Regions from separate parts of the Mus musculus genome. Here region 2 is linked to region 1. A link is a loop called in an ENCODE intact Hi-C map of the cell type or tissue named here. Cell type or tissue: gastrocnemius. All regions are shown on one strand. Each heading gives the region's core, and the rest is flanking DNA. Links, peaks and the distances in the headings are about the cores only.

Region 1 (5,485 bases), core at 986-4,985:
TTTTTCCCCCTCATTCTTTTGCAATCCTGGTCATGGTAAAGCAACTACTAACATTCCTTGCAGGTGACGTTCTCCTGTGACCTCTCACTCTCTCCATATTAACCTCTGTCTATAGAGTAACACCTGGATAGATCGTCTTCTCCACAAAACCTTCTGTGACCCTATCAAGGGCAGCAGACACTCCTGGATGTGTGTTTGTCAGATTACAGGCATGGTTGCTGGTTTGAATGCCTGTTTTCCCAAATCTTTGGGGCAAAGACCATGGTCCTGTTCATCTTCAGGAACTGTCTGGTGACCAGCACAAAAGGACATTCAATAAGCATGGGAAATGAAAAACTTATCATTGTTCAAGATGCTATACTATACCAGCCCTTTCCTTTGTCTGGGTTAGCTGTTTCAGCTTGATAGAACCACGGATGGAAACAGTGTATCAGCCTGCACTGAGGGCCTAGGAGGGGCTCCTCAGCACTCAGCTGAGAGCCGGCCTCATGCTGAGCTTCAAGAGCCTCCCGCCTTTGTTCATTCACTGGGTCCTTGTCAGAGTTGAGGCCCACATATACCCCAAGCTTGGGACTCCACACTGGGGTATCAGCTGTTTTCCACCATTAACTACCTCTTCCAATCCAGCAACAGACCCAAACCACAGCCTCACAACAAGCGCGAGAGACAAGTGAAGACCTATGAGCACTTTTTAACTCCCAAGTCCCCCTGATGACATTTCCTGACCCTGGCCTCCACTCACACCTCCCCAGCCCTCCTCCTGAATCCTCCTTAGAGAAGTTCAAGGAGTGCCCCAGGGCTGCCACACCCAATCTCCAAGGCCTGGGAAAAGACACTTACACAGACCCATGGGTGCTTGAGAGCCTGGTCGGCCGTGATGCGCTTTGCAGGGTTTATGGTCAGCATCTGGTTGATCAAGTTCTTAGCTTCAGGAGTGACTGTGTCCCATTCTGGTGATGGGAACTGAGGAGCGGGAACAGGGAAAAGGGAGACAGGAAATTTGTGAGCCTTCTACCCTGAAATGTAACCCGACTTCATTCCAGCTCTTACAACTGAGATACTTTGTGGTACCCAAGAGTGGGTATGCTGTGCCAACTCAAAGAAGACAGAATGATAAGTGTAAGGGTGTCCATGTATCATGTCGGTGAAGGAAGGGAACTGACATTTTCTGCTTCACCTTTCTCTTTTTACTAAGGAGAAAACAGGTTTTGCAATGTGCCCAAGGTTCCAAAACAGTGGAGAAGCCTCTAAAATTCTCCCTCTGTAATATAACATGCCACGTAGTTTCCCCATTCTTTGTGGAAACAGACCAAAGAGCTTCATTGAGTTCCTTAATTTTATAGCTAACAGGAGCATTTAAAAAAAAAAAACAAAACCTGTTCCCTGTATATAAGGTGGCAAGAATTGAGTCCTGTATGCCCATCCTTGGGTCCTCAAAGTCCCCTGATGCCCTGTTATCAAGTGACAATATCACTACTCCCTTGGACAGACCCTTAGGGGCAGGGACTCTGTCCTTCCAGGAGTGACTGCTCAGCTCTCAGAACCCCATCCTTACATCGTAGGCTCCAGCTTTGATCTGCTGATACAGCTTGTGCTGATCCTCATCCCAGAAGGGAGGGTAGCCCACCAGGAGGATATACAGGATGACCCCTGCGAGACAGAACACACAGGTCACTGGGGTCACTCACCTACCCCTGAGGAACCAAGAAAGGCCATGCAGGGCTCAGAACCACCCAGAAGGGCAAGGCTGGGCCAGAGTTAAAGGTGGACGCCAGTAGATAATGCCATCCCTCCTGTTGTGCCTCACTCCTTACGGCACCAAGCCATGTCAGAGACTTCTTTAGTCTATCCTCTAAGGTGTGGACGAGCCCTTCTCCAAGAAGGATACAATATAATACAGGAAGTCACTTGGGAAGTAAGCATGACAGGAACAGCTCTCCCAAGGGAAGGAGAACAAACAACACCATGATTTCACATACAGCAGGCACCGTGGAACCCAGAAGGGATGGGTGTAATGCCTCTTTTTCTTGTCATCACAGGAAGCCAAGGGCCCAGAACACCAAAGAGCCGAGGGTATGGAATGGGCTTACCGCAGGCCCAGATGTCCACAGGTTTTCCATAGGGATCTTTCCTCAAGACCTCAGGGGACAAGTAACCTGGGGTGCCGGCAAAACCTGTAGCAGAAGAGAGGGCAGAGCCAAACTGAACCCGCTTTCTCTCCCAGTAAGGCCACATCTGTAATTCCCTCCAAAGCCCTCCTAATGCTGGTTGCTTTTACTATATAAGCTTTGACTCAGTACCGAGGCCGCAAAAGATGACAGGCTGGGCTACGTGCAGTGCCTGGAATCTAAATCAGAGGGCAAGTACTTGTGCCTACCAGGAACTCAAACACCTCCCCAGAGGCAATAAGAATGCAGTGCTGACAGCAGCCAGACCCACTGTAATGAGTCATGAGGGCGAGGAGGGACCTGGGGGGGCACCCTCCTCCACTTTCTGAAAAGGCCAGGACCATTAAAGGCCTGACTTCTAGTTCTGAAAGAGGAAGGCAGACCAGGAAAAGGAGGAAGGGTGGAGGCTGCATTCTCGGAAGACAGGGTCACCCTTACCAAACCAAGCCTGCTGCTCTCCCTGTACTTCGATGGCCAGGCCAAAATCAGCTAGCTTGACCGCAGCACCCTTGCATTTACTCGCCAGCAGCAAGTTCTCAGGCTGCAGAAGGAACAAAGAGAACCTTATGAGGGAGGCATCCACCCTGGAGCCCAAAGGGAGCCTACTTTGGGCTCACAGCGCCACTATCTAGCACCAGGGGGCGCCAACGAGTCACAAGTAGTCAGCCCGGTTGAGTACCTTCAGATCCCGGTGGACGATGTCATGCTGGTGGATGTGGTTAACACTCTCCAGGATCTGATGTATACAGTGGCTGAAAGGACAGCACAAGCGATGTCAGTGCAGGGCTAAACCACCTCACCGACGACTGCCTGTGCGGACTACACTCACCGAAATACAAGCTAGAACCCTGGGCTTTAAATGTTATCTAGCTCAACCTATTTTGCTTTTATTTTTTAATTGAAAAATAACTACTGACTTCTGAGGGACAATGGGAGATTCTGCTACAAGCACATCACCATATACCTCACCTCAAATGCTTATTCTTTCTAGTGAGAACATTAAAAATCCTTTTTTTTTTTTGTACGTTTTAAAACCTTGCCAGGTGTAGGTGGCGCACACCTTTAATCCCAGCACTCAGGAGACAAAGGCAGGCGGATTTCTGAGTTCGAGGCCAGCCTGGTTTACAGAGTGAGTTCCAGAACAGCCAGGGCTACATAAAGAAACCTGGTCTTGAAAAAGCTAAACCAAACCAAACCAAACCAAACCAAACCAAACCAAACCACCAACATTACTAACTCGAATCACCTGCTGTGCTTAACTACAATGCAGGAATCCATCCCCCTATCTGACCACCACCTCTCTTTCCTCACCTACACCCACCTACTCTGGCTTCTGCTAACCACTATTCCTCTTTCCCTCACGAGGGCATCCTTTTTAGATTCCACATGTAAGTAAGATCATGTGGTATTTGTCTTCCTGTGCCTGGCTTGTCTCACTGAACATAACGTCATCCAGGCTCACCTATCCTGTCATAAGTGATAGAATTTCCCGGCCTTTTTAAGGCTCAGTAGTATACACTACTCTTTTTTTAATCCATTCATCTGCTAATGGACATTCAGGTTGTTTCCATATCTTGGTTATTGTGAATAATGCTGCAATGAACGTGGGTGTACAGACATTTAACATCCTGATTTTAATTTCATTGGGTATTTACCCAGTAGTGGGATTGCTGGATCATATGGTACTTCTATTTTTAGTTTTTCTGAGAAACATCCATACTGTTTTCCAAAAATGGCTATACTAATTACAATACCAACAGTATATAAAGGTTCCTTTTTCTTCCTTCCTTCCTCCCTTCCTTCCTTTCCTTTTCCTGTTTTGAAGTCTTCCTGCTATGTAGCATAAGCTGGCCTGTAACCTTTTGTGACCCAGGCTGGCCTTGAATTCATGATCCTCCTGCCTCAGCTTCAGGACCACTGGGATTATAGATGTGTGACACTCAGCTAAGAGCTCTCTTCCCTCCTCATCAAGACTCTCCACAGGGATGGAAAATGAGGTAAAGTTATGTGGGCTTTCTAGGGTGACAAAGCCTTAAGGCAAGGACTGGAATTTGTTTTCTAGGAATGGAAAGATGCTGAATATTCCTAAGGAAGGCGAGAACCTCTAACCCTTTCCTCCTCTTTCCTCAGAAGCAGACATTTTTTGTTTTGTTTTGTTTTTTGGTTTTTTTTTTCGAGACAGGGTTTCTCTGTGTAGGCCTGGCTGTCTTGGAACTCACTCTGTAGACCAGGCTGGCCTCGAACGCAGAAATCCACCTGCCTCTGCCTCCCGAGTGCTGAGATTAAAGGTGTGCACCACCACCGCCCAGCGCACTTTTTCATAGAGGAGGGGCTTATGCCGTATCTTGGGAAGACAGCTGGTGGGCACAGCCTTCACTTGTTCAAACATTTACTGTGTGACTCTTAACAGTGTTTTCTTTCTTGTACTACCTAAGATATTAACTGCTCTAAAGTTTCTCAACTAGTAGGGAGGTAAGAGAAGCCCATAGATTCCTTCCAGAAAGATTATGTTTAAGAGGGCCCTTAAATAGGATGTCTACATAGCGTTTCTGATGCTTTTGTACAGAAAAAAGCCAACCTAGCTCAGAACCACATGTTGGTCCTGTTTATGAAAGCAGACTGTTCACCTTGCAAACGCTCCTGCTAGTCCTATAGGTAGACTCCTGGTGGCAGGTGTGAGTACTCCAGAGCAGTTTCCACTCACTCGGAGGGTGAGTGTGCCCTTCACGAGACATCTGGCAATGTCTGGAAATAACTGTGGTTGGCACAACTTGGAACGGGGGGACTCTGCTGACTGATATGCGTCTAAGTTCTCTTCGTACATAGGAGAGACCTTTGTAACAAAAAAATTATCTGTGCCAACTGAGGCTGAAGAACACTGGTACGTGGGTACGTGCCCAGTCAGCAGCCTCCACCAGGTGTGCAGGGCAGACCTGCAGAAGATCCAGGTGTGCCAGCCTACGGAGCCTGCACTTACAGTTTGTTTCTCTGAAATCTGGTACTGGGGGTCCTATGAGAGTCAAAGGGTCAATGGATGTCATCAGACTTGGACACTGAGGCTCAGGGCCTCCTACAGCAGAGAACCCAATAGTTTGCCAAAGGAACTTTAAGACTGAGCTTCAGAGGCGAGTCTCCACAGAAATGTATAATTAGAACAGAGCCCGGCTAGCAGGGAGAGCCTTCTGGCCAAAAATGGCAAAAGTGTGAAGTGTCCCAGCAGAGCCAGGCCAAGCCCACTGGTACAGTCCTCCCACCCCCAAGCTCCCTGGGCTATCGCTGCCTCCTCCCACCCACAGCCTGGTCCTCCCCTGCTGGCA
Region 2 (5,485 bases), core at 671-4,670, 110 kb after region 1:
TCTCTGTGGGGTACACAATAGGATTTAGGCCTCCCAGTCCTTCTCCTCAACATATTGGTGAGCAAGTGAGTCCCAGTGAGCTTCTGAGATAAAAATAACACAGGGAGCCCGTGGCTTAGTGCAGCTGCTGTGGCGGGTGCTTTGACCGAAGCTGGTATCAAGTTATTGGGGAAAGAGATAGGTCTTTGAAGGCTGATATCACCAAGGCAGAAGTTTTAGTCATTACAAGCAAAACAGTTTGTACTGGCACAGCTTGCTTTGCCCTTCACCCCAACCTCCTCCAACATTACAATTCCTTTCATTATTGAAAATGGAAGCTCTAAACTGCGCAACAAGCAGTTCTTTTTCTAGTCTAGAGCTTGCAGAGTCCTAAACACGGTTTAGTTTTATACAGTCAAAGAGCACTAGTGTGTGAAGCTCTGGGACCTTAAGGTTACCCAGTTTGGGAATAACGTGGATACCAACTTGCTAGTCTTGTTTGCCTACTCTGCCTCCCTTCCTCCCTCCCTCTCTCCTTCCCTCCCTCCCTTCTTTCATTCCTTCTTCCTTAGTGTTGCTCTGAGCCTGTCAGCAATGGTGGCAGAACTAACCTCTAAGGTCCATGAAACAAATTGCAAAGCTCCTGAAAGCATACCTTCCTCTGCCCATGTGCCTAAATTATCCCTAGAGGATTGATGCCACAAGCCCTTGCTTGGTTTTGGATCCAATAGGAGTGTGGCCACTTTATTGATGGATAAGAAAGAGAAAAGGCAGAGCGGCAATAAATAAATAAACAAACGAACAAACAAATAAATAAATAAGCAAACAAAAGTATCTTTAGGAAGCAGTGTATGTCTAAGAATTAGGTCCGCTTTGACTGATGAACAAAGTGGATTTATTTGAAAAATAAATTCGGACTCATTATCAGATAAGTAGTAGAAAATTGTTCCTGAGGCACTAGGGAACAAACTTAAGACCGAATGAATTCTGGGCAAGCATTCTATCAATATAGGGTGAATTGGTTAATACATGCTATAGATCCTGAATACTGGTGTATGTGTGTGTGTGTGTGTGTGTGTGTGTGTGTGTGTGTGTGTGTGTGTGCAGGTGTGTGAAGGTATGTGAAGGTGTGTGCAGAGGCCACAGTCCAACTTCAGTATCACTCCTCAGCATCACCTCTGAGACAGTCTCCCATTGGAGCCTGAGACTTCCTGACTGAGGTAGACTGGCTACCCAGTGAGTTTCCAGGATCTTCCTGTCTCTGTCTACTCAGCATTGGGATTCCAAATGCTCATCACTAGGCCTGGTCTTTTGTCTAACTGGAGAGCAGGTCCTCCTGCTTGTACAACAGGCATGCCAATGACTGAACTATCTCCCAATATGCAGAAGAGGACTTAAATCAAATATATAGCTTAATTCATTATAGGACAAAACCACACATCTTTAAAAAAAATAAATCTTGGGCTGGAGAGATGGCTCAGCGGTTAAGAACACTGACTGCTTTTCCAGAGGTCCTGAGTTCAAATCCCAGCAACCACATGGTGGCTCACAACCATCTGTAATGAGATCTGGCGCCTTCTTCTGGTGTGTCTGAAGACAGCTACAGTGTACTTATATATAGTAAATAAATAAATCTTAAAAAAAAATCTTTGCAGCATCTCCAAAAATCCCATCAGATATCTGTGCCACACCATGAGCACCACTCCTCCCACGAAGTACCCCTCTCTGGATGGTTTTTGTTTTTGTTTTTGTTTTTGTTTGTTTTTTTGAGACAGGGTTTCTCTGTGTTGCTCTGTCTGTCCAGGAACTTGCTTTGTAGACCAGGATGGTCTTGAACTCACATAGATCACCTACCTCTGATTCCTGAGTCCTGGGACTAAGGTGTGTGCCACCACATACACTTACTCTCTGGAGTTTTGTAACAATCACATGACGTGCATTTGGGATAAGATATTTGCAATATCTTATCTTATTATATTTTCTTAGAATTAATATATTATTATATGCAATATATTATAGTATACCTTGCATTATCTTAGGATTAATATCTTGAATGTTCAACGAATTCCTGCACATTGAAGAAAAGGACCAGAAATCTGATTAAAATTGAGCAACAAATATAGTAGTAAATTAAAATTAGAAATCCAAACGGCTGACAACGGGACGAGAGATGGAGCTCAGTTAACAGAGTGCTTGCCTAGTGTTCGGGAAGCCCTGAGTCTGACTCCCACGCCTCTGTAATCCCAGAATGGGGAAGTCGAGGCAAAAGGATTAGAAAGCCAAGATCATCTTCATCTACCAGTAAACCGAGTCCACCCTAGGGTACAAGAGACTCTACCTCAAGCAGAAAAGAAAGGATTAAAAACTTAAGTGATGAGAGTAGCTGACAAACATGGAAAGATGGACTGAAATGGAGATCTCTGGTTTCTTTAATAACTCAGTTGTGGCGCGTGCATGCCCTCTCACAAGACAGCTTCCTGAAGAACATCACATGCCACAACTGAGTTGTTAAAGAAACCAGAAATTTCCACTTCAATGGATGCTCAATCTTAGAGCACTTTAAGCAATGTAAATTAAGTTATGAGGTCTTACACAATAGAAGAATACATGATTACTGTATGTGAGTCCAAGGGCTTAATTCCCAGCACAAAGCAACGACAATAATAATGAAAACAAGTTATTATCACTTTGTACCGATAGGGTCACAGCAAAGTAAGACGTGACAGGTAATCCACCGAGTGTGGCAAGGATGTGAGGGAAAAGGAACCAGGAGTGTCAGTGAAGGCTTGTAAAGCTATTCTGGATGCCATCTGACTATATTTCATGAATTTAAACATACATATGCCTAACGAGCCAGCAATCTCATACACGGCACATGAGCAAGCGTATTCATCAGAGGGGTAGATATGGAAACAGGTTGGTGTTCACCGGAGAAGCAGAAAAGTAAAGTGTCTGAATACACACACACACACACACACACACACACACACACACACACAGCAGTTTCATATAGCAGTCAGCTATGGTATAATACTAGTTACAGAGGCTAAAGTCATATCTATTCATTAAACTGTACTATGGCTTTTTTTTTTTTGGAGTGCCTATATACCCAAAGGATTTACACATTATATATGTACATATCTTATGGGTTAGGGAGAAGGATAAGCAAGGTCACAAACCAGGAAACCAGGAGTGATACCTACTAACGATGGGCATGATGTTACCATGAGCTAAAGAAATTTATCTTTGTGCTTTAATCCCAGTACTTGAGAGGCAGAGACGTGAATCTCTGTCTTTCCGGCCAGCATGGGCTACATAGAGAGACTTTATTTTAAGAAAGAAGACAAAACAAAACAAAACAAAACAAAACAAAACGAAGGAAAGAAAGGAAGAAGGAAGGAAACTTTGCGTCTCTGTAGCACAGGAGAAAAACTGCCCTCAAAAATCTCACAGAAGGTGGGTATGGTGGTGTACACCTTTGATCCCGCCACTTGAGAGGCAGGAGCAGGTAACCTCTGTAAATTCAAGACCAACTTGATCTACAGAGTAAGGTTCATGACAGCCAGGGCTACATAAACCACAACACCCTCCCCACAAAAAAAGAACCCAATGGGAGGCAGAGGCAGAGGCAGAGGCAGAGGCAGAGGCAGAGGCAGAGGCAGAGGCAGAGGCAGAGGCAGAGGCAGAGGCAGAGGCAGAGGCAGAGGCAGAGGCAGAGGCAGAGGCAGAGGCAGAGGCAGAGGCAGAGGCAGGTGGATTTCTGAGTTCGAGTCCAGCTTGATCTACAAAGTGAGTTCCAGGACAGCCAGAACTATACAGAGAAACCCTGTGTCAAAAAAAACCAAAAAACAAAACAAAACAAAAAACCAAAAAAAACCCCACCCCCTCAAAAAAAAAAAAAAAAACCAAAAAACACAACAAGAAACAAAATTAGCACACAAAAGTTTCACATTGGAGATGGCAAAATGGCTCAGCGGGTAAAGGTCCTTGCTGCCAGGCCTGATGATGTGACTTGGATCCCCAGGACACAAGGGCCAAAGAAAGAAACAACTCCTCTAAGTTTTTCTCTGACCCCAAAACATGTTCCATAGCATGCCACCTCTCGAATAAATAAATACAAGTATTAAAAATCTCACATTTCTGAGTTCAAGGCCAGCCTGGTCTACAAAGTGAGTTCCAGGACAGCCAGGGCTACACAGAGAAACCCTGTCTCAAAAAACAAAAACCAACCAAACAAAAAAATCTCACACAGACAGTTACTGGCAGGTCTTCTGAAGTGCCTCTTAGCGATTAGAGTAAGCGGTGGCTATGAAACATTTGGATCCATATTTCAAAGCACCACAAACACCATCACAAATTCTCCGTGCCTCTTTAGGGCATTTTAAGGTAGCACAAAGACTGTGTGGGTGAAAAAGTCAACTTCCAAGTGTTCAGGGGAAGGCATGTGCAATTGTTGGCTGGCAAGCATTATTAGCCTGTTTCTATGTATATATTTGAATATTCAAAATGGACTATAAAAAGTGTCTTGATTTTCCTCCTCCTCTTCCTCCTCTTCTTCCCCCTCTTCCTCTTCTTCCTCCTCTTCCTCCCCCTTCCTCCTTTTCTTCTTCTACAGGATCTCACTCTATAGCCCTGGCTATCTTAAAATAATGTTGACCAGGCTAGCCTTAAACTTAGAATTGCCTTTCTGCTTCAACCTCTCAAGTGCTGGACTAAAGGCATGTAGCACTATGCCTGGCTTTTTCCTTTTTTTCTTGATCTTTAGTATTTCTTGTTTTGTTTGTTTTGATTTTTATTTGTTTGTTTTATTTGTTTGCTTTGGGGTTTTTTTTGGGGGGGGGAGTAGTTGAGACTGGCTCTTTTTGTGTATCTCAGGCTGCTCTTAAACTCACAATCCTCTTGCCATGGCCTTTCAGGAAATAGGCATGTGCCACTGTGATGGTTAATCTCAACTGTCAGCTTGGTGAGACCAAGACTCACCCGAGTGAGGGATTTCTGGCCGCACTTGTGTGGAATCATCAGAACTGCGGGAGGAAGATCTACCCAAGGCAGGTGGAGCTCTTTTCTGGGCTGGAATCCCAGATTGTATGAAGGGGAGAAAGTGAAATGAACATATCCATTTATTATTCTCTGCTTCCCGACATGGATGCAATATGAGCAGCTCCCTCAAGCTCCTGAGGTGTGACTCCCCCACCATGATGAACAGTACCCTAGATCTGTGAGCTGAACAAACCTTTCTTCCTTAAGTTCCCATTGTCAGAGTATTTTATCATATCAACCGACAAGTAACTAAGACAGCCATCATGTCTGGCACCCCTTTTCTTTCTCCCTTGGTCCTGGGGATTAAACCCAGGGTATCATGTATGCTTGGCAACTGTACTACCCCTGAGAAACAACCCCAGTTCCTTTAGTACTTTTTAATTATAAAAGTAACGCACACTGTAAGAAATTCCGAAAGCACATGGACGTAAAATAAATAATTAGAATACTACATATGGCTTGTAGG

What was found. A loop is a pair of places that touch in the nucleus more often than their neighbours do. Peaks named below come from ENCODE experiments on the same cell type or tissue, not always from the same donor. Only the 100,000 strongest peaks of a DNase experiment are listed, where the experiment ranks them.
Region 2: it touches region 1 in a loop (4-fold over the local background); 24 of 42 quality-filtered maps call a loop at or near these places.

The regions. Positions count from the first base shown.
Region 1 is chr14:20,763,306-20,768,790 of GRCm38, forward strand. It overlaps Camk2g (calcium/calmodulin-dependent protein kinase II gamma), which reads right to left. Exons shown (of 21, transcript NM_001360186.1): 6 at 2,848-2,920; 7 at 2,607-2,709; 8 at 2,091-2,174; 9 at 1,556-1,650; 10 at 841-963. Among named protein-coding and RNA genes, the nearest start is that of Camk2g, 28 kb to the right of the region's middle. In gastrocnemius, for the core only: no CTCF peak of the experiment used is centred there; a DNase peak (open chromatin) is centred at 2,811; H3K4me3 peaks cover 1,003 bases; H3K27ac peaks cover 3,982 bases.
Region 2 is chr14:20,874,018-20,879,502 of GRCm38, forward strand. No RefSeq gene overlaps it. Among named protein-coding and RNA genes, the nearest start is that of Gm30212, 12 kb to the right of the region's middle. In gastrocnemius, for the core only: no CTCF peak of the experiment used is centred there; no DNase peak of the experiment used is centred there; H3K27ac peaks cover 84 bases.